Regions from separate parts of the Homo sapiens genome. Here region 2 is linked to region 1. Evidence: chromatin loops called from intact Hi-C (ENCODE). Cell type or tissue: OCI-LY7. All regions are shown on one strand. Each heading gives the region's core, and the rest is flanking DNA. Links, peaks and the distances in the headings are about the cores only. Region 1 overlaps TRPM6 (transient receptor potential cation channel subfamily M member 6). Region 2 has its middle 100 kb from the start of OSTF1.

Region 1 (12,074 bases), core at 1,275-9,274:
CTTTTCCTGCAGCTACCAGTATGGGCCACTTCCTCACCTCTTCTCGTCTTGCTCAGAAGCAAGCAATTTACCTCAAACACTGAAAAGAGTGCCTGACACATATTTGTTTCCTAGACAAAAGAAACCAAGTGAAGTAATGGGAAGAAACTCATATTTTCTAGATGCCTCTTAACTGTCAGGCACTGTGCTAGGTATTTGATTCCTTGCTTATCTTACTGAAGAGGAAAATATAACAAGTAACAAAAGTAGGGAAGACAGGGGTTGAGAGTCAGCAAAGTAAATCAAAATTCTTTTAAAAAAAAAGTGACTGCTGTGTTGTTACCTAAACATGGGGAAGACATACCTTCCTGCTGGTTATATGATAGTCATCATCTCTCTTAGCCCAACCATTTTAGGAACTTGGAATATTTGCTGGTGTTTAGTTATAATAGCTATTTTTATAGATCAGATAATAAAAGGATCTGAGTTTTTTGTGGGGGCATGGGGAGAGATAGGGATTCACTCTGTCACTCAGGCTGGAGTGGTGCAGTGGTGTGATCTCAGTTCACTGCAACCTCCGCCTCCCTGGTTCAAGCAATCCTCCCACCTCAACCTCCCGAGTAGCTGGGACCACAGGTGCATGCCACTATGTCCAGCTAAATTTTGTATTTTTGGTAGAGACAGGGTTTCACCATGTTGCCCAGGCTGGTAGTCTGAGATTTTTGTTTATTAAAAATGTCCAGTGTCTCACTGCCCGTTTGCTCTCAGGGGAAAGGCTCACACCCCGCATCTTAGCCCCAGGAAGGTAAGTGGGGGCTGTTGATGGGATGGTGTGATGCTCCTGCTGTGGGTGTCACCAGGAGGCTCTTTGGACTCTTTGGGAAGGAGTGTTGCCTGGTGAGGTGGTGCACTCCCAGTCACTAGGGGTGTACACTCGAGGTTGGGTGAACACCTGCTGCTCATGGTACCCAGTGAGTCTTGCCCAAGCAGGCAGCTGGGCAGAGGCCCTTCTGGATCTTGGAGTCCAAAGAACTGTAGAGCAGCCCAAGGGGTGTGGGTCAATTTTGAGTGGGAGCCAAGTCTGGGAGCCCGTGTGCATCATGTTTGGGTCTGGTTGGCTTGGCCACCACTGAAAGAAGTGATAAGTATGGGCTCCTGGTACCTGCAGATCTCCTGCAAACGGCCCAGAGAACAGCCTTGAAGCCACCTTTCCCTTCCAGGGGACTGACCCTGTCCCTAATGCTGCAGTGGCGTCCAGGGATCAGTGGAACATTGCTTTGAGAACTCTCCTGCCTATTATGGAGGCAGCACAAAGCTGGTGCCCCCTGAGCCAACATGGCACTGGGATGGCTTTTTAGGACAGAACTCTGTTGGTGACAGTCACATCTCAAACATAATAGCTGATTTTAAAAGCCAGCAGCAGCAAAGCCATATACCTGAGTATAGGTGGCAGTTGCAGAGAGCCATGGGCTGGAGAGGGTCAGATGGGGCCTCCCACAGGGGGATCCTGTGGGGGCTGCAGCTCAGAGTGACTCCCAGCTCTGTCACTAGCAGGGCGACCCCTTCCTTCTGGAGCCTTAGCTCTGAAAAGCCCCTGGTGGGGGTGCCCTTTCAGATGCCCCCTTTCCATTTCAAAGGCTCTGATTCTCGATCTTGAAGCCAAATGCAGCACCGACACTCGGCTTCAGTTTCCACTGGGACAGCTGGAGGTCTCCTTTCTAGCCCCAGCCCAGGCGGCCAAGCCCATCCTGGCATCAGAACATGCTGAGCGGCATTTTGTAGGGTGGCACCTTTTTATCCAAGTTGCTAGCTACACATCAGTGTTTAAAGAGAAAAGAGTGACCTTTCATTTTTTTTCTTGAAACTTGAGGAAACAGGATACATAACTACTGATTTGTTTGTTCTTAAAGAAAACTAAATGCACGACTGCAGAGTGCTAGAGGTGTGTATTTTTCATACTGTGGGGGAAAGTATTTGTGCTGCTTTTTGGAGATATACTGGGATGTCTGGTTTCTGTCCCCGGGCCTGGCAGCTACGTCTATTTTCTGTAGAAGGTGCCACAGTGAGACCTGGAGCCACCCCTTCCTGCCCTGGCACGGTTTAGAGCTGGGAGCCTATGGACTCTTGGCCTGTTTCTACCTTCTATTCAACCACTCTGATGTGGGGAGACAAAAAGAAATATAACTTTTTGATAGTGTGGTAGAAACATTGATTTGAACTATTTTAGTAGAAGGAGTAGCAAACAAGACTGTGGTAGTGTATACTTTGAGCTAGATAAATAAAGGCCTCTTTGTGAGCCTCCTGGCCAACAACAACAACAAATGTCCAGTGTCAAAAAAGAAGTTGAGAAATCCTCGCATAGGACAAATTTCTCACGTTAGAGATGAACACACTGAAGACCATACAAAGTGACCAACCCCAGATCTGACTACTTGTCCAGGAGCTGGTTACAGACAATTCTTTATAAAATAATTGAAAAAAACAAAAACCAACCAACCAACCCCCAAAATTTAAATACACTGTTAAGTCGCCACCTGCTGGTGGAAGGCTGTTGTCACGTTGGAGTGAAACTGCTATTAATAGCATGTGCAACCCTAGAGTTTCCCACTCATTGACCAGGCCCCAAAAATGTGCATTTCTGACATGTTCTCAGGTGATGCTGCTGCTGCTGGTTCAGAAAACATGCTTGAGAACTCCTGATATAACCCAGTCATCTATGTTTCAATCACCTTCTTTATGGATTCTGAGAAACTTCTATTCTTACCCAAAGATGGCTTTCTCCAGGATAATCCTGGTTCCTTTTCTTTATCACTGTTCAAGTTATGGGTTATCTGTGTTTTTATTTGCTAAATTTGGCTGCCTTCCTCCAGTTCTACTCTGCTATCTTTCTCTAAATAAACTAAAATTTTGACACTGCAAGAAGAAGAATTGTTTTAAAAAGAAACTAAATTTTGTTAGTCTATGCAAAATATTAAGATGGACATCTTATTTTGTTCCTCTTATATCATATTATATACTTAAAGTTAAGTAGTTAAGGATGGTATATTGTTTCAGAATAACTGTACCTCCAATCATTACCCCCATGGCAAGTTCTATAATATCAACATTCACCATCCTATCTCCATGTTACAACTACAAAGTGACCTACCAATAAGGAGTTACTTTTATTGTAAAGTTAATGTAAATAATTTGTCTGGATTTTAATAGAAGCTCTGTTTTTTAAGATGAATTGATTCTTCTTCCGTTTCTTCACTAACACTGTACTGTTTGCATATTTTAACTGGGATTTTTCTAGCAGTTCTCACATTTGACATTAGGTAGATGATACAGAGGAACATTAAAGCTGTTTCCCATAAACGATGAATTATGGACTGAAAAGAGCTTCTTATGTGAGAAGAGATGGTGACTTGAGAGTAGTGTTGAGTTCCAGAATGGATTTTCTGTTCATTACACTGAAAATGTTGGCATTTTCTTTTCTCTGATTGTAATGTCTGCCTTCTGCTTGTTATTCTGATTAGCATGTTTCATTGTAGAAGGTAGCTAATATATTTTGTTTGGTGGAAGAAGAATTGTAAACACGTGGATAGTATTTGTATTGGGTAACTGCCGGTAATGTCAGGTGAGCCAATCATAAATGTTGGAAAATATAGACTCTGTTACCTTTCAAGACTTCATATTAAAACATTGTCCCTCTCTTACTTCATCTTACAGCAACGTTTACTTAGATATGGAATCCATTTCAAATAACCTGTGGAAATACAACCGCTATCGCTACATCATGACCTACCACGAGAAGCCCTGGCTGCCCCCACCTCTCATCCTGCTGAGCCACGTGGGCCTTCTCCTCCGCCGCCTGTGCTGTCATCGAGCTCCTCACGACCAAGAAGAGGGTGACGTTGGATTAAGTAAGTTGTTCTATGTGAGGCAGGAGAAAGAGAGCAAAAAGTAGGATTCAAGGCAAAGATGCACTGGAGTATTATAAATTAAGTTCAGGGCACTGTGGGGCTCTGGGAGTTCCCTGACAATAGAATATCAGCTGATGCTCTGGGTCTGAGTAAATATATTGACCTCATTATGAGGTCGCAGTGCCTTTTGCCAAGATGAACGGATACTTAGAAAGGGATAGGTAGGAAGAGAATCTCTGCTTGATTGTGTAAAGGCTTTATGTCACATGGAAAACTTGTGTTTTCTCTGCTGACCGGAGAACTCATCAGAATAACTCCTAGAGAGTGGTCATGTGACGTGTACTGTTCTCCTTGTTGTGGAAGATGGAATTCAGACAGAATGGAGTTACAGAAGGCCTTGGGGTCTAAGAGAAAAGATAAGCAAAGCTGGGCTTTAACCAGAGTCACGATCCTCTGGTTCTCTAATCTACTGAGCATGGAGGTGATTCTGAAATGGATGTTTCTTATTTTCAAGAACCTCAACTCAGAAACTGGGTGCGGTAGTGCATGCCTGTAGTCCTAGCTACTCAGGAGGTTGAGGCACAAGAATTGCTTGAGCTCAGAAGTTTAAAGCTGGGGTGCACCATGATCATGCCTGTGAATAGCCACTTCGGCCTGGGCAACACTGTGAGTCAGGATGCGGAAATAGGGGTTCTCACTTGTGTTTTTTCATAAGCTTATATATTTTGAGGTTTTCCTAATTCATCTTGTTTAGCCAGATCTTCACTGCATGATATGACTATCGTACTAATTGTTGTCAGAGAACATTGCGTTTGGTGGTTTTATTCTGTAGTTCCTGTCAAGCAGTTCCACAATTGGTACCAGGCCCATTTCTAGATAGTTCCCAGAAATACAGGAAGCAGGGGGCATAAATGCGCAATCCTCTTCCCAATTCCTAAATCTAAAATACCTCTGAAAACTGAAATCCTTTTTTCTTCACAAATTGGGGAAAGACTCATTTGGCCAAAAAAGGCTGATGAGAATTGATGCGAAGCCATTTATTCTCTTTATTTCTTGTAGTATGAATATTCATTGATGTTGGCTGCAGAAAATAGCAATATGTTTGATTTTAGGGATTGCTTTAATCTTAACTAGGGATTTCACTTCATTTATGACATACTCACTATATTAATTTTCTGAAACTAGAAAAAAACAGTTCTGAATTCTAAAATACTCTGGACTCCAGGAGTTTCAGCTAAGGGGATAGCGGGCTATTTATGTGTTTAGGTAGGTCCTTAGGGGGACAGGTCATCCCCTGCAGTATATTATGGGGTTGACAGGGTGATATGCTTTTGCTGGTGGTAGGTGACTCTGTGAAGTATTTTTTCTCCTCCTAAGTCACTTTGAAGATTTTTTTTTCTTTTTCATACCCTGCTCCCTGACCAAGAGATTCAGCCTTTGTACGAAAGCCAAAGCATACCTGAAGTTAACTTGAAGGCTTATAATTATACTGTAAATTTCAGGCCGCTAATAGAGAGACGTCCCAGGCTTTGGCTGCAGAACCATTGCAACCTAATAGCAGAATGTGAATCACTTGATAAATCCTGGAATTGACTAGGATTTGCCCAGACTTCCTAGTACCACATGAAAGAACGTTTCCTGGGTTCACCTTGGTCTGTGCTTATAGGATGATTCATATAAAACTCAAGTAAAGTTTAAAATGAATTCACCCTGAGCTTTGTGGAACATTGTTGAATTTTCATAACATTGCTTCTGATCCTTTATATTGAGGATAAAGACATTTACACAAGGGGCAGCAGTGCCACCTTGCGGACAATTACAGGAAAGCGCCACATACTGCAAGCTGCGCCTGTCATTGGAATTACTCTGGATTGTTTGCTCTCAGGGATCCACATAAGGTTCACATCATGACACCTGTAAAGTTTCTTGCTCATAGGAGATTCTTTAGTGAAAGAAGACATTAGAGTTGGGTAGGGGGTGGGAGATACCGAATCTTTTCAGTGTCTGAAAATTTTTTTCCTGCCATTTAAATCAGAAAGCACTGTATACCTGAGTTGTGAATACATTTTACAGCTGAATAATACTTTTAGCCATGTTTTCAATTTAAAATTCAGATTTTTTGTCATTAATTTTAACAGAAAATAATGTAACAATTGCATTTTAAATAAATTCTGGAGAATTGTATTAGTTCTTTTTCTCCTAATGTAAGCAAAACCATTCAAGAAAGAGAACTTTCCAATTTAATCCTTTTAGCAGCATCACTTCATTATATATTTTCTAAGTATTATAAACTTGCTTAAAAGATGGTATATTATTCTATTAGGCAACAGTGAAAGCCAAGGTAATAGACCAAATGTGAATGCTGGAGTTTGATGAAGAATTGTGTTAGCCTTATAATATCACTTAGTGATGTGTCTTTTTAATGAGTTATTTATAATTGTGTCAGAGAAGGTATACAGCTGTGATTGGCCATTGAATGGTAATAATAACATCTCATTCTTCAGTAGAAGGATTTAGTATGCACAAACTCTGCGTAACAAGGTGAAACTTTCTTATACTTACTGGATTAATTTCAATAGACTGCCTTCTTCTAATCTTGCATTTAACCTATTGGTTATTTACTGTCATTGTAATAGCTAAAAGAGTTGGAAGACAGGTTGATTAATGAGCACAAATATACACTTTGATAGAAGAAATAAGACCTAGTGTTCAATAGATTGGTAGGGTTTTTGTTGTTGTTGTTGTTGTTGTTGTTTGAGATGGAGTCTCGCTCTGTTGCCCAGGCTGGAGTGCAGTGGAGCGATCTCGGCTCACTGTAGCCTCTGCCTCCTGGGTTCAAATGTTTCTCCCACCTCAGCCTCCTGAGTAGCTGGGATTACAGGCATGGACCACCACACCCAGCTAATTTTTTTTGTTTGTTTGTTTTAAGGAGCTGAGAGTTTAATAGGCAAATAAGAAGGAAGAAGCTCCCCGGTACAGAGATAGAGGGAGGGGGGCTCCAAAGCCGAGAGAGGAAACCCCCAATTTTTGTATTTTTACTAGAGGTGGGGTTTCACCATGTTGGCCAGGCTGGTCTTGAACTCCTGATCTCAAGTGATCCACCTGCCTCGGCCTCCCAAAGTGCTGGGATTACAGGTGTGAGCCACCATGCCCTGCCATCAGTAGGTTGACTACAGTTAAAATTAATTGATTATACATTTCAAAATAGCTAGAAGAGAATAATTCAAATGTTTCTATCTTAAAGGACAGGTAAATATTTAAGGAGATCTGCCTCAGCCTCCTGAGTAGCTGTGACTACAGGCTTGTGCCACCAATTGCCCTGATGTGATTATATGAATGTATCAAATTATCACATGTATCTCAAAAATAGGTACATCTAATATGAATCAATTAAAATTTAATTAATTTTAGAAAGTGTTGGCAGAGAGAAAAGAAGACAGATTCCCCATTTTCATATAAACGCAGTGAATTTTTCTTAAATGTGAAAGCATTCTAACCTGTGAAAATATTGAAGAGAAAGAATTCTATATATGAGTCATTTTCAAAGAATGAGTAGGAGAGACCCAGGCTGGTGTTTCCAGTTCTTTCTTTTCTTTTCCTTTTTTGAGACAGGGTCTCGCTTTTTAGCCCATGCTGGAGTGTAGTGGCGTGATCACAGCTCCTGCAGCCTTGACCTCCCAGGCTCAAGCCATCCTTCTGCCTCAGTTTCCTGTGTAGCTGGGACCACAGGCGCCTAGCTAATATTGAAATTTTTTTGTAGAGAGAGGGTCTGCCTGTGTTGCCCAGGCTGGTTTCTAATTCCTGAGCTCAAGCGATCCACCCCTGCTCAGCCTCCAAAAGTGTTGGGATTACAAGCGTGAACCACTGCGCCCAGCTCCCAGTTGTTTATTGGTGCTGTTTCTGCATTAATATTAGAAATAGTTTGACAAGGTGACAAACTTATCACAACAGGCTATAGTTTCTCATTTTCAATACAAGTGGAAGAAAAGCCACTCATGCCCTGAGGTGAATAATGATTCTTTCTGTGTTTCATACTTATTTCTATAGAACTCTACCTCAGTAAGGAGGATCTGAAAAAACTTCATGATTTTGAGGAGCAGTGCGTGGAAAAATACTTCCATGAGAAGATGGAAGATGTGAATTGTAGTTGTGAGGAACGAATCCGAGTGACATCAGAAAGGTAAAAGATATAAATCTTTTCCATTCTGAAACCACTAACACAACGTGATTCTGCTAGAATATCTAAAGGTGTAGAAAGATCTTTCAAATCCCAGAGGTTTGAGTTCTTTATAATTTGAAACATTTAACAACATATAATATTCATGTAATCAAAGTATATTTATTAAGCATCTACTATATTCCAGGCACTCTTTTAGTTACTAGGAATAAGTGGTTAATAAGACATAAGAATCCTTGTCCTCATGGGACTTACATTCATGCGCGCGCGCGTGTGTGTGTGTGCGCATGTGTGTAGGTGGTGAGAGAAATGAAGTGGATGGAGAACAAAACCTAAGTAAGGAACCACAAAAATAGATTTGTAATTTATTATCAGGCAGTAAAAGAGCTATGAAGAAAAATAAAGTAGCTGGAGAGAACAGGAAATGATGGTGGCGTGAAATCTAGCGGAGCTGGGGGTTGAGTGGACTGTTTAGATGGTCTGGTTCTAGAAGGTCGCTCTGAGGGCATTGAGTGGAGGCCTGAAAGAAGTGAGGCAGTGGGCGAGGCAGGGGCGTCTGGTGGAATAGCGCCCCTGGCGGAAGGAACAGCAAGCGCAGCCGCCTGAGGCCACATGGTGTGTCTGGCAGCAGCCAGAGGGGAGGAGGAGGTAGATGGAGGGTGCTGGTTGGATGGGGAGTGGGGTTCTCAGGGCGTCTGACCGGCGGTTGTTGTGCAGTGGAGTTGGCGGCTGCTTCACTGAAGTGGGTGAAGACAGAATAGGAGAAGCAGAGACTGCAATTACAGGTGGCTTTTGGGAGAAGTATTACGGTGCAGGGAAGCTTGGTATGGGGACACGGTAAGGTTTTTTTGTTGGATTTTGCGTAATGTGGCAATAAATAAAACAGCATGGTCCTGAAAATGATCCACCAGCAAGGGAGAAACTCAGGAGTGGAGGGAGGAGGCCATTTGCTGAAGAGAAGTCCCTAAGAAGCTGGGAAAATGGAGGGTCTGGCTTTTTGCCCGAAGCAGGGGAACGGGACAGGATATGGCCAGAGTAGACGGGAAGGCAGACAAGGTTGGTGGGGACCCAGGTCTCGAGGCAGAGTCGTCGGCTGGGTGTGCCTATGTGTGGGATTTTGAGGGAGGCAGGCGGTATGGGGGACATTCAGAAGTTTGAGGAAAGAGGAGGAGACACACTGGAGAGACTGAACATATTAGGAAGCTATAATGTGATCTGAGTTACTGTTGGATTTATTACTAATTGTGGGTGCATGGCATCGTGTGAAAATATGGAAGGCTATATGTGATGAAATGCATTTTTTTAAAACAGAATTGTTCTTGTAAATGGAAGCAAATTGACAGAAGTTAAATGTGTTCCTCTATTTTTGAACATATATGGAACTGACTATGATGTATTATATCTAATTATGCATGTTTTTTTCTGATGTCAAATATCAGGTAGAGAGATGTGAATCCTTAAATATGGCTTTACTTAAACTGAATCACATGAAGAACTTTCTAAATGGTTCACTATGGGCATAAGTCATGTTTATATAAATCTGGACTTCTCTATTGGTACCATATTTATATAAATCTGTGTTTCTGTGCCTGATTGAATTTCAGATTAAATTTAATATGGAGAAAAAATTGAATATCAAAGATTGAGTCCACAAAAATTGATTTCACCTACATAATATCTTTAGTCCATAGTTATATGAATTTCTCTTTCCTTCTTCTACACGTTCTGCGCCCCTTTATAGCTATGCTCATTGAGTCCGACGGGCAAGCTTGGTTCTCCGTTTTGTATGAAGCATAGACTCGTATTAGGAGCTTACGGAGCTGGGATGAAGTCCTGCTTTAGGCACTTACTAGTTATATGGACACAGGCAAATTTACTGAACCTCCTTGGTTTCCTTCCTCCCTCCCTCCCTTCCTTCCGTCCTTCCTTCCTTCCTTCCTTCCTTTATTTCAACGGAGTCTCACTCTGTCACCAGGCTGGAGTGCCACGGCGTGATCTTGGCTCACTGCAACTTCTGCCTCCCGGGTTCAAGCAATTCTCCTGCCTCAGCCTCCCGAGTAGCTGGGATTACAGGTGTGTGCCACCACACCCGGCTAATTTTTTGTATTTTTAGTAGAGACGGGGTTTCACCGTGTTAGCCAGGATGCTCTGGATCTCCTGACCTCATGATCCGCCCCCCTCGACCTCCCACAGTGCTGGTATTACAGGCATGAGCCACCATGCCAGGCTGTTTTCTTATTTGTAAAATAGACATGGAGGCCGGGCAAGGTGGCTCACTCCTGTAATCCCAACACTTTTAGAGGCTGAGGCAAGTGGATCACTTGACATCAGGAGCTCAACACTAGCCTGGCTAACATGGCAAAACCCCGTCTCTACTAAAAATACAAAGAAAATTAGCTGGGAGTGGTGGCACATGCCTGTAGTCCCAGCTGCTCAGGATGCTGAGGCAGAAGAATCACATGAACCCAGGAGGCAGAGGTTGCAGTGAGCTGAAATCGCACCACTGCACTCCAGCCTGGGCAAGAGAATGAGACTGTGTCTCAAGCAAACAAACAAACCCCAGAAATAGCCCTGCTTCTTAGAGATGCTGTGAGGATTAAATGAGATAATATAGATGAACTGTGTGGCAGAGTGCTGACTCATAGTAAGAGTACAATGAAAGTTATCTATTATTAAGTAAAAATGGGCCCCTCAAAATTGTTAGTATAATTTCTTTTTAAATACAAATTCCCCTCCAACCCTTAAGGAAAGGGGGATGAACAGATGAGATGTGGACAGGATAGCCTCCCTGCCTCCCCAAGATTATGAACTGGGATAAGTTTATGGAGAGCCGTTTACTCTAAACTATAAACTAAGGAAGGATTTTAGGTGGACAAAGATATGGACAGATTTACCTTCAGTAATGGTGTGGATTTGAGGGGGTCAGAATAAGAACCACGAAGACCATTTGAGAGAATAGTGCAGTGCACTGATGTGTCCACAGCCTCGCCAAGGTTGGTGGTGGTGGGATTGAAAAGAAGGGGTGAATATGACATTTAGAAAGAACAATTCATTAGGCATGTTAAGGATCAGATGTGGAGCTAAGGGAGAGCATAGAGTCCAGCACGACTTTCAGAAAAGAGTGGGGTAATCAGGTGAAAGGTGGCACCACCGAAATAAAGAAGGCACAGGAGGTGTGAGAGAAAGCAATAAGTTGTAGATTTCTTGAGCTTGAGATTCTTGTAGTATATTTAGCCAGAGATGTTCAGGAGGCTTTGGATGTGTGCATCTGAAGCCCCCGGGGAGCATTTGAACTGGTGGAGGAGCTCATCTGCTTATTGGGACAGTCAACTGTAGGAGTCATCTGCCTATTGTAGGAAACTAAAAGTATGACAGAGGAAGCGATTATGCCCAGGAAGCAAGAGTGAGGGAACCTAGTGAGCTGAGAGTTAAAACCTGGGAGGTGCCAACACCTGTAATGGGCAAAGAGAAACTCATGGAGAAGACCATAAATAACCATTCAGAGGAGTATAAAGAGAACTAGAAGAAGGCGGTATCATAAACTAAGGGAATATAGAGTGAAAATTGAGAAGCAGACATAAACAATTCAATGATAAAATCCTAAAAACATTAACCATCATAAAGCATTGTCTTTCTCTTGGATTCTTTTCTTGGGATTTGAGTAGAGGGTTAGAAATTAAATGGATATGTACCGTCTGAAAATTATGGGTACTTCCAAGAGATTTAGAATTTGGTTATGAAGCTCTAATTTATTATTATTATTATTTAGATAGAGTGATCAGAGCTCATGCACCCTTGAAATCCTGGGCTCAAGCGATCCTCTTGCCTCAGCCTTACAAGTAGCTAGGACTACAGGCACATGCTACCATGCTGAGCTAACTTTTAATTTTTTCATTTTTATAGAGGCAGGGTCTTGCTAATGTTGCCCAGGCTGGTCTTGAACTCCTGGCCTCAAGCACCCCTTCTGCCTCAGTCTCCCAAAGTGCTGGGATTACAGGCGTGAGTTACCGCAT
Region 2 (12,074 bases), core at 3,705-11,704, 410 kb before region 1:
CATAAAGAGATACTTTATTTGTGTAATGCTATTTCTTAAATTAGACTATATGGCAGGTTAGAAATGAAGTCACATTTCAACATTATGTGGAACTAGATTGGTATATTTTGTTCAGATTAGATTTTAATGGAAATGAAGCTTTGTGAACTTTTAAGCTTTCAAAATGGTTTCTTTTGTTTATTTGTAAAGTGGCTTGAGAGCAACTATAAATACATTTTGACATCAGGCAAATTCCAGGAAAGTTATCTCTGTGTATGTAATATTGGTTGTCATTATGGTGATTTGGAGAAAATAATACTCCGTACATAATTATAACCAAATGATCCATATTGACCCAAAGCCTTACTGAACTATTGTTGAGATAGAAATATCTGGACTGTAGTAAGAGTCTTGGAAGTGCTAATTCTCACCCTCTCCCTCTACCTCCCACTTTTTCTCTGCCTCTGTAATCATCCAAATGCAAAAAGCCCTAAATCAACACTTGGCAAAATCCTCCTAACATTATTTTGAGACGTTTCTGTTTACTTGTGAGTTTTAATTCCTCTGCAAGGAGTTCTTCCCTGCTCTCAAATCCCGAAATGTACTAGAGGATTCTATCACTCTCCTCCTCCCTCCAAATCCCAGAACTTGGCCCATCGAAGACCCATAACCTTACCTTCCCTCTGATTCTCTTCTGCTCCTCCCAAGTCCAGGCAGACATTATCCAGTATTTATGTGGGAGAACTGGCTCTAACTGTTCATGTGGTTTTCCAAACTTTGTGTTTGCCTGGTCTTAACTTCAAAAATACAAAAGTTAAAAATTACTTTTCTTTTACCTGCAATCTGCTCTGTGTCAGCCCATCTCTACGGTATAAAGATAAATTTCATACTATATCAGACTGACGAAGAGATACAAAACCTATAGGGAGGGAATTTTAGTTTATATCTCAAAATATTATCTTGCCACTTAAGCAAATAAAAGAGAGAGATAGAAAGGAGGAGGAAGGAAAGAAAGAGGAAGGAAGGAAGGGAGGGAGGGAGGAAAGTCATCAGATTTAATTTAAAAATTAGATTACCCCCATCATCTAACAACACAATCACTGGGAACAATTTTGGTATATATCTTTTCAATTTATTATCTATATATCCATCTATATATTTCTACTATGTCTATCTTTTGCTACCTGTAGGTTGCAATCTGCTTTATTGAATTTAATAATTCACTTCTCTCATGCTTGACAGCATTACTCAATTCTGAAAAGCCTTTCTAAATATAAAAAAAGTAAATTTAAATTTTTTCTTTAATTTTTAACGAAAAAATTTATGACACTTTTTTATCTTAACCTACCTTACCCAAACAATTTTCACATTGCTAACTAAGCAATAAAAACAAGTTTATACAAACAGCAGACAACAGTATCCCAAAGTATCTGAATATGGTTTGTATATTGACTAAAATATAATAAAGATCTATTGTACTCACAAAATGAGGACAAATAGTCTTCGTAGTGGATGTTGGTTGGGGACAGTTGTGAGAAAGTCATTCTTTTGGAAGATGAATTTTCTATACACCATTTTCTTTACCAATTTTTCACATTTTCAGGGATTCATGATTATATTTGGCACTCAAATTAGAAATAATTGGACTTAGAAATAAAGTTAGATCACTGAAAGCTATCTATAGGGTAAAATAAAGGCTAAATCTTTGTATTAGTCTGTTTTCATACTGCTATAAAGAACTGCTCAAGACTGGGTAATTTATAAAGGAAAGAGGTTTAATTGACTCACAGTTCAGCAGGGCTGGGGAGGCCTCAGGAAACTTACAATCATGGTGGAAGGCACCTCTTCACAGGGCAGCAGGAGGGAGAATGAGTGCAAGCAGGGGAAATGCCAGACGCTTATAAAACCATCAGATGTCATGAGAACTTACTCACTATCACAAGAACAGCATGGGGAAACCGCCCCCATGATTTAATCACTTCCCACTGGGTCTCTTCCACGACATGTGGGGATTATGGGAACTAAAATTCAAGATGAGATTTGGGTGAGGACACAGCCAAACCATATCAGTTTTATAATTCTTAGCAAAGTATGGAAAGAGCACACAGAGACACTATGTCTTTACCCCACTGGATTGGTGAACCTACACAAAGCAAAGTATTTAGAATCACCTAATGTGGTGCCCAATTCTACTTGTTTCACATTATATTATTTGACTAGAAACTACTGTGTTGAGAAAATTGGTTTGGTTAACATGGTTATCCTAAAATCATTTGGTTAACATGGTTATCCTAAAAGCATAATGTTTAAACAATCTGGTTTGGTTAACATGGTTATCCTAAAACTATGTTTTAGGATATAATGTTTCATATCGCATATTTACTTAGTATTGCTTGGGTGAAAAATAGTTAAATTTTTTTAAACATTGTCTGAAAAGTTGTATAACTGTGAAATAGCCAATATGGCCAAAAATTGTTGAATGAACAGTCATTATATGAAGTAAATCTATCTATGGAAACATCATTTTATGCCAGTAAATATGATTCTACAGCAATATTTTAAATGGCTGCATAAATTCCATTACATAAATGTACCAAAATGTATTTAAACAATTCACAATTATTAGAAATTTAGTGATTTTTTTCCAGATTTCATTGTTGTAAACAATACTATGCATGATCCTTCTTGTGGTGAAGTCTCCTAAGAGGCTTTTCATATTAAAGTATTAGCCCTTTTATCCAAAGCTAGATCCCAATTCTTCTGATTCCCAAGTTAGTATTTTTCTCTCTACGCCAAATTGAGGAGACAGGGATCACACTAAATTTGCTGTACATAGATTGACACAACCACAGAAACAAACAAGCAAAGATTCCCATGAACACACACATATTAAAAGTAAAGGCAAAACTGCAATTACTTTTGTACCAACCTAATAGAAGTTTATGTTGATCGTTTGATTCAGAAGAATGCAATTCTCACTCCAGAGTAATTGACCAACGGTTTATTAAATAATATGCTTTTCAGAGGAATATAACCAAGAAAAAAATTTACTTCTTGTCCAAATTTGTCTTCATAGTTTAGTTTGGAAATCCCTTCTGAAAGACTCAATGCTTTAGGCTAGAGTTTCTTTAAGAGTTTTTCAACTTTCCTTGTTAACCAAGTAAGGGAAAACTGTGTTATGCTAGAAAAAAAAATGGCCTGGTTCCAATTCTTTTGCCTTTACCTTTGTTCCTTCATTGACTTGTAAAGGTAATTAATATGGAAAAACTCTGGTGATCCATATGGCCAGTGTTCTCCACTAATTAAGGTGTTAGTTCACATACATACACAGACACATACATGTGTTACCTGGGCAACTATACACAGAAGCAGAAATTAATTAACATGATGACAAATATAATTAAAGCAAGAACCTATGGCCTTAAAATGGTATTATCTGGTATCACCAAAAGAGTAAGACTGAATGTGTTTTCATTTACAGAGAAGTAAATGGCTTCAAATTCCTATTTCCAATTCAGTTATGACATTTTCCTGATGAAGCATACGTCCTGGCCAGAGTACTGTGTTATAAACAAGCAAATTTCCTGTAAATGTTACAAATCTATTTCAAATCTAACAGGTTCTCTTATTTCTCCAATAGCTCAGGTTAAAAATATATATATACAGCACATTAATATAATTTATCCATCTTGTTCAGGAAGAATAGAGAATTGGTAAGGTTAATTGATTTCCCATTTACTATTTCTGGTGTTGGTTTCCATGAAAAAAAAAAGATGTGTTTGGATGTCAGCAAATCAATAACTATTTCATTTTCCTTCATTCTTTTTATGAGGAGGCAGCCTAGGGCAGTGAAAGCCTCCCCAGACATAGGAGACATGGAAATGCCTAAGAGGTGCTACTGCTGCTGGAACAGACACCTGGAATTGGTAGTTGCCATAACCCACAATCCTCACAACAATCACCAGCAATTTCTGGCAACTCAACAATTTCCACTGTTATGGAAGCCAGAATCAGAAAGCTTACCCTTTCCTCCCACTTCTGAACTCTCATAAATGCCACTTACTGACAGAACCTAAAAGGCAGCCTCTTGGCAAAGGATCCTGGGAAATGTAGTTTGTAGACTCCCAGAACTAGCAGTACAGAAGCAAGTAAGAAAGAGTAAGTGCTCAGCTTAGAGACAGCAGATAAATAATTGGCACACCTCTAAAACTAAAAACAGAAGCAGAAAAGCAAAACAGAATTACGGAATTCAGAGGAAACACTGACAGTACAGAGAACGGTAACCAAAAAAAACTTTTTAAGAAATGATTAAGAACAGAAAAAACAAGAAAAGGTAGGACATCCATAAAAACAGAATGAGACACTGTTAAATAAAAAGGCATCTTAAAACAAGAGAGAGCAAATGGAAACAAAAACTGTGATAATTAAAACTAAAAATAAAAGTTCAAAAGAAGACTTGAAAGGCAAGGTAAAAAAAAATCCCATAAAATTTAAATACACAGGAGTAGAAAAAATGACAAAATTAGAGGATCTACTAAGATCTGAATAATAAGAACTTCAGAAAAAGAAAATGGAAAATAGATGAAAGGAACATATAAAAGACATAATAAAAGAAAAATTTCTAGAACTGAAGAAAATAAATCTATAGTTTGAAAAGCCCCACCCAAGTACCCAAAAATGACCAAGGCATGTCACCATAAAATTTCAGCACACCAGGGATAAAAAGAAAATCCTAAAAGTTTAAATAGAAGAAAAAAGAGACCATGTATAAAGATTCAGGAATAAAAAGTCATCAGACTTTTTTTTTTTTTTTTTGAGATGGAGTTTCCGCTCTTGTTGCCCAGGCTGGAGTACAATGGCACAATCTCAGCTCACCGCAACCTCCACCTCCTGGGTCCAAGCGATTCTCCTGCCCCAGTCTCCCGAGTATCTGGGATTACAGGCATGTACTACCACTCCCGGCTAATTTTGTATTTTTAGTAGAGACAGGGGTTTCTCCATGTTGGTCAGGCTGATCTCAAACTCCCGACCTCAGGTGATCCACCCGCCTCGGCCTCCCAAAGTGCTGGGATTACAGGTGTGAGCCACCACACCCAACCAAAGTCATCAGACTTTTAAAGAGCAAAAATAAAGGAGAAAGGAATAGAAAGTATCATCAAAATTTTGAAGAAAACTTATTTCTAACATACAATTCTGTCCCGTCTATATTATCAAACAAAAGGTAAAATAAAAATAAAAACATTTTTAGAATACAGGTTACCCCAAAATTGTCTTCCAAGCATTGTTTCCCAAAAAGTTATTGTAAGGTAAATTCCACCACAAGAAGGAAGTAAACCAAGAAGTCATGAGTTTCAAAAGAAGGAATGAAACACAGAAGAGGTGAGGGGAATTTGGATGAGAATTGGTTCCTCAATGGCAGCTATGCAAAAGCCTAGAGATCAGCCAATCCAGACTGGATTAGTAAGATAAAAGGCTCTGGAACAGAGTTGTTTCCATGGGGAAGAGTAAAGGGGAGGACTAATAGATCAAGTATGGCTATACAAAAAGGACATGTACAATTCTGTCAGAGTACTTGGGAAAGAGTTGACAGGTACATGGAAAACCAAATATATTGGTGGTGGGGGGAGGATCCTAGCAACTACTAACTCCAGCAAAAACAAAAAGTTATAAAAGAAATGTATTACATTTTATGATAATGCTGTGAACAATACATACATAATTAAAAGAACGTAAATGGTGAATACTGATTTCACCAAAAATGTATAATGTAGTAGATGTTTGCATGGGGTCAGAGAAAGCACTGGTGATGTGGGAGTATATAAGAGATAAAATCTCAACTATGCTAGTAGAAAATCAATAGAATATATTGAAAACTAAAACATTAAGGAATGTCATTTAACCATGACGATCCATTTTACACATCATGAAACTATTGCTTTTAAACTGTCAGCAAGTTTTCACAGGTCATACTCAGAAATGGACAGTGCTAGCATTCCAGTCCTAGCCTGTCATGCAAAACCTGTGCCTTCGACTCCTTTATGTGCTGATTCTGCCTCATTGGCAGTGTCATCTTTTATGTCTTTTATGTTTAAGCTCTAAGTCCCACTCTCTAAGGTGTGCATTTCTAACACCATAGAATCCCACATGACATCATGTTAGGGATATTACTCAGAACCTATTGCAGAGGAGAATCATACCAAATCATTTGTCATATAATGTGCTAACCACAAATGGTAGCACATCCTTTGACCAGCATCCTCAGAATAAACTATAACACCAAGATCCTATTACAATTTTAAAAGGAAATCATCTAAAAATGGGATGTTCTCATTCCTGACCTCTCAAAAATAAAGATTCTTAATAATCATTAAAATTCTTAATGATTTTTAGTAATCATAACTCTTTGTGAATGATTTCATACCATTTCTTTGGGTGTCTCACAGAAATGCCCATTTTCGTATTGCAAGCTACTTTGGAGAACTTTTTAAGTACATGTCAAGTCTAAAGTTGTAGTTTTTGCCAGATATAAATTGGAACAACCTGAGGAGTTTTTTCAAATACTGATCCCTAGACACCACCACAGACCAATTAAAAATCAGAATGTCTAGATGTTTTAAAAGCATTCCAGGTTATTCTAATATAAAGTGTTGAAAACCATAGGTTCACAATGTCAGAGTCGTTTGAACCTGTCCAACTCCATTTTGAATAGGGGCTGGGTAAAATGAGGCTGAGATCTACTGGGCTGCATTCCCAGGAGGTTAAGGCATTCTTAGTTACAGGATAAGACAGGTGGTTGGCATAGATACAGGTCATAAAGACCTTGCTAATAAAACAGGTTGCAGTAAAGAAGCCGGATAAAACCCACCATAACCAAGATGGTGACAAGAGTGACCTCTGGTAGTCCTCGCTGCTACACTCCCACCAGCGCCATGACAGTTTACAAATGCCATGGCAACAACAGGTTACCCTGTGTGGTCCAAAAAGGGGAGGCATGAATAATCCACCCCTTGTTTAGCATATCATCAAGAAATAACCATAAAAGTGGGCAACCACCAGCCTTCAGGGCTGCTGTGTCTATGGAGTAAGCATTCTTTTTTTCTCTACTTTCTTAATAAACTTGCTTTCACTTTACGGACTCACCCTGAATTATTTCTTGTGCAAAATCCAAGAACCCTCTCTTGGGGTCTGGATCAGAACCCCCTCTCCGGTAACAACAATAGTGATTCTCAAAATGTGGTTCCCAAATCAGCAGCACTAGCATCACCCGGGAACTTGTCAGAAATGCAGATTGAGCTCTGGCGACCAGAAGTCTAAAGTCAAGGTGTTGGCGTGGCGCGACCTCACTCCCTCCCAAGGCTCCCCGGTTCCTTGCCTCTTCCAGTTTCTGGTGTCTGTTGGCATTCACTGTGGCTGCATCCCTCCAATCTCTGCCTCCGTCTTCACATGGCTCTCTCATCTGTGTGTCCGTGTCTTCCCTTCTTCTGTCCCTTACAAAGACACTTGTCATTGGATGTAGGGTCCACTTGGTAATCCAGAATGATCTCATCTTAAGATTCTTAACTTAATTACACCTGCAAAGACACCCTTACCCTCACATTCATAGGTTCTGGGGACATATTTTTTTGGGGGACACCATTCAACCCACTACAACACTCAAGTTTGAGAAGCAGTGGTAGAGGCAGAATGAATGAGGAAATTCCACATGGAAAGGTGCTCCCTTCAATTTCACAAAAATCCCCCCCCCCTTTTCATTTTCTCCTCTTGTTCACTTCTTTCTCTTCCTTTTATTCACTTGATTGTTATGTGTTTCTATTTCTTTTCCACTATTTTTTTTTTCCTCATATTCCTTGAGAAAAAATTTTTCCATTACTTTTTGACTCTTATAGCCCCGTTCAGGCTGCAAACTGCATTTCCGTTTTAGAAGAAAATTCAGAATAGTGAAACAAGGCTTCCTTTTTTGGGTGAAATATCAAAAATCATATTTCACATAAAATGTGATCAAATCTGATTTTAGAATTAATACTACAGATAAATGCTGTAGATGGTTTAGTAATTCTGTTTTTCCCATTGCAACCAGTGTCCTCTAGTGGTCAATGTTGGAATTGATAGTAAAAAATAAACATTTTCATCTCTTTTCTTGCTTACTGATTAAATAACATATGTTGAGAAAGCAATGTGTGTCAGATACTGTAGATGTCTATATAAGACACCTAGACAAATAAAATTAAGATGCCGTCCTTCAAAAGCTCGACTTTTTCCTGTATTATTTCAGAGATGCTGGAATATTTGATTGGAATATTTATTTCATTAAAATCTATGAAAACCATTTCAAGTTCATTAGTGTAACTATGCAGACGTTCTAGCAAGCAATTTTTTTTGTCCAGAGGGATAATTCCAAGAAACTTTATAATGTATGAAAAATGAATGAAATATACAACATAACTCAGGTCAGAAACACTTGGTGTGATGATTTAATAAATTGTACATGCCAATATAAAAATTTTAACTCTTTGAAACCCCTTTATCTCTCATGTTAATCCTTATATCTCTTTTATGTTTTGAAGAATAGCAAATTGGTTCAAGAGTGCACTAATCAAGCACACACATTTTACTCTCTTTCCTCCCCAAATCCCATGGAAATAAAAATAAATAAATAAAATAAACATGAGAATAAATCTGTAAAGAATTGAATCATGGGAAACTGGCATCACCAGACCAAAAGTAAGTGCAATTTTGACTAAATGTATGGGGTAAGTGTATAGCAGAGTCATGTCAGGCATGGGAATTCCTGATCTGAGTAGGGTTTTCCAAGAGTTGTATTGGTCTTCATAAGACAAGGAGGTACTTAGGGGTGAAGAGGCCATAGCAGGAAGGGAAGCTGGGGGAGTGTTCATGTGGAGAGCCCAGCTTCTGAGATGCTTTCCTCTTAAACCCCAATAAAAGAATCTTCCAGTTAGAAATCTAGTCTTTCCCCTCCTACACTATAATTCCCTCTTTTAAACTTTTCCTATCCTTCAGTAGATAAATTCTTATTGTTATGGGCTAAGTTGTATCCCCAAAAATGCATGTGTTGAAGTCCTAACCCCCAGTACCTCGGAATATGACTGTATTTGGAGGTAGGGTCTTTAAAAAGGTAAGTAAGGTAAACTGAGGTCATATGGGAAGGCCCTAATCCAATATAACTGTTTCATAATAAGAAAAGGAGACTAGGAAGCCGGCAACACACAGACTGAGGGACAAGCACGACAGGGCACAGCAAGAAGGCCGCCACCTGCAGGTCAAGGAAAGAAGCTTCACTGTAAAACAACTCTGCTGACACCTTGATCTTGGACTTCCAACTTGCAGAACTGTCAGAAAATAAATTTCTGTTGTTTAAGCCACCCACTCTGTGGTAATTTGTTATGGCAGCAAACTAATACACATATTCACCTGCAGAGCCTGGTGGAATAATCTTAGAGAGGCTGCACAGGACAATTCATAAAAAGTGAATGAAAGGGAGTCCCAATACCTCGTTATCACACTGGCACCCCTCAAGAGGGATCCTTATTATTTCAAGTCTATGAGCTGTAGCACAATGCACAGGACAATTCATAAAAAGTGAATGAAAGGGAGTCCCAATACCTCGTTATCACACTGGCACCCCTCAAGAGGGATTCTTATTATTTCAAGTCTATGAGCTGTAGCACAATGCAGTCTGCAGAAAGACGAGGAAATTTTAGAAAGAGCAGTAAAGCCAAGATGTTCAGAAGCATCCCTGAGTGGACAACTGGAGACACAGATGACTGAACTATCTGCTTCCACTGCTCCTGCATGATGATTTTACTTAGTACATGGATGAGTATTCATTTTAACCATTACATATTTGTCTGGGTGTAATACATACAATTATTATATCAATTCCATTATTTTACAGACATTGCTGCTAAAAATAAGGCTAGTAAAAATCGAGAATTGATTTAAAGCTGAAGAGGAAAAGTGAAAAATTCCATAAAGAAAAAAAAGTTATGTACAGGGCAATAATGATCATACATCTACAACCTAAGATGCTAGGAAACAAAAGAGTATATATACAGAGTTCTAAGAGGAAAGGATTTAGAACCTGAAATCCCATATCCAGACAAATTATCACTCACATAAAAGGACAAAATAAGGATATTTGTAGATGTCACACAAAACTTTTAGATATAACTACTGATCTGGTTTGGATCTGTGTCCCCACCAAAGCTCATGTTGAATCATAATCCCCATTGTTGGAGGTGGGGCCTGGTAGGAGGTGATTGGATCATGGTGGCAGATTTCTCATGAATGAGTTCATACCATCCCCTTGGTACTGTCCTCATGATAGTGAGTGAGTTCTCATGAGACTGGTGGTTTAAAACTGTGTGGCACCTCCCTGCTCTCTGTCTCAGTCCTGCTTTTGCCGTGTGATGTGCCTGCTCCCCCTTTGCCTTCCGCATGATTGTGAGCTTCCTGACACCTCCCCAGAAGCAGACGCAGCTATGCTTCCTGCACAGCCTGCAGGACCATGAGCCAAATTAAAACTTGCTTTTTTGTAAATTACCCAGTCTCAGGTATTTCTTTATAGCAATGAGAGAACTGACTAATACAAATACTGAATGAGGAACTTCAGTAAGAAGGAAATTGAATCTCATAAGTTAAATTGTATGTAAGAAACATTGGTAAGCACATTGATAATATGTGATAAAATAAATACTGAGGCCTGGTGCCAGTGACTCATACCTGTAATCCCAGCACTTTGGGAGGCCGAGGCAGATGGATCACTTGGGTCAGAAGTTCAAGACTAGTCTGGCCAGCATGGTGAAACCCCACCTCTACTAAAAATACAAAAATGAGATGGGTGTGGAGGCTGGCGCCTGTAATTCCAGCTACTCGGGAGGCTGAGGCATGAAAATTGCTTGAGCCTGGGAGGCAGAGGTTGCAGTGAGCCGAGATTGTGCCACTGCACTCCAGCCTGGGCAACAGAACGAGACCCTGTCTCAAAATAAATAAATAAATACATACATACATACACACACACACACTGAGTGTTGAGTAAGGTAGAGAATAAAGAATTCCCTTCTCTTGGCATGAGTAAAGAGGAGGGCTTGGTTTGGGAAGCCCTATGTTATAGGACTGGGATCCCCCATCTTGCATTCCCTTTTTAGGGTGCTGATAGGCGGGAGAAAACACTTTGGGCTTAGCCCCAGATAGTCTGAACACAAGAGGTAGCTCTTTATGGGTAAATGCCAATTGTCCACACTTGGTGTCCATAGTGAGCACTGGTGATCTCAAGCACAGTCTCCCCTCTCCCCACCGGGTCCCCACTGGGGTTAGAAGAGCCCTTGTGATATGGTTTGGCTCTGTGTCCCCACCCAAATCTCATCTTGAATTGTATCTCCTACAATTCCCACGAGGTTTGGGAGGGACCCGGTGCGAGATAACTGAATCAAGGGGGCAGTTTCCCTCATACTGTCCTCGTGGTAGTGAATAAGTCTCACAAGATCTAATGGTTTTATCAGGGATTTCCGCTTTTGTATCTTCCTCATTCTCTCTTTGCCTGCTGCCATCCCGTCTTCCTCATTCTGTTTGCCTGCTGCCATCCATGTAAGAGGAGACTGGATCCTCTTTGCTGTCCACCATGATTGTGAGGCTTCCCCAGCCATGTGAAATTGCCAGTCCAATTAAACCTCTTTCTTTTGTAAATTGCCCAGTCTCTGGTATGTCTTTATCAGCAGCGCGAAAACGGACTAATGCATCTTGGTTTCAGCTTGCTCACTGCTCAGCAATCAAGAAGATCCCTGGGCCAGTCATTTGAAATACCATTTTATCTTCAAAATAGGTAAATAAAAATGATTAACTTGAGAATATAGAAACAGAGGAACTAAAATACTAGACAATAAATAACAATAACATATAATAAAGGAGGAAAACAGAGATAAACAATCCAAAGATTATTTGGAAGGGAGTTAAAGATACAGGCAAACTTAGATTCCATTAAAGCAACTAAGTATGCATAAATTTAAGAGTGAATGTAAGAACAAGTGAAATAGAATATATAACTTCCAAACTATTAGAGTCGAAAAATGAGAAAGAAT

What was found. A loop is a pair of places that touch in the nucleus more often than their neighbours do. Peaks named below come from ENCODE experiments on the same cell type or tissue, not always from the same donor. Only the 100,000 strongest peaks of a DNase experiment are listed, where the experiment ranks them.
Region 2: it touches region 1 in a loop (4-fold over the local background); 15 of 110 quality-filtered maps call a loop at or near these places.

What each region holds. Positions count from the first base shown.
Region 1 is chr9:74,767,693-74,779,766 of GRCh38, reverse strand. It overlaps TRPM6 (transient receptor potential cation channel subfamily M member 6), which reads left to right. Exons shown (of 39, transcript NM_017662.5): 24 at 3,691-3,884; 25 at 7,932-8,064. Among named protein-coding and RNA genes, the nearest start is that of TRPM6, 110 kb to the left of the region's middle. RefSeq lists an enhancer at 8,543-8,592. In OCI-LY7, for the core only: CTCF peaks have their summits at 2,317, 2,520 (motif pointing left), 5,702 (motif pointing left), 8,627 and 2 weaker places; DNase peaks (open chromatin) are centred at 2,526, 5,696 and 8,636.
Region 2 is chr9:75,182,957-75,195,030 of GRCh38, reverse strand. No RefSeq gene overlaps it. Among named protein-coding and RNA genes, the nearest start is that of OSTF1, 100 kb to the right of the region's middle. In OCI-LY7, for the core only: CTCF peaks have their summits at 7,847, 8,052 (motif pointing left), 9,032 and 9,241 (motif pointing left); DNase peaks (open chromatin) are centred at 8,060 and 9,230.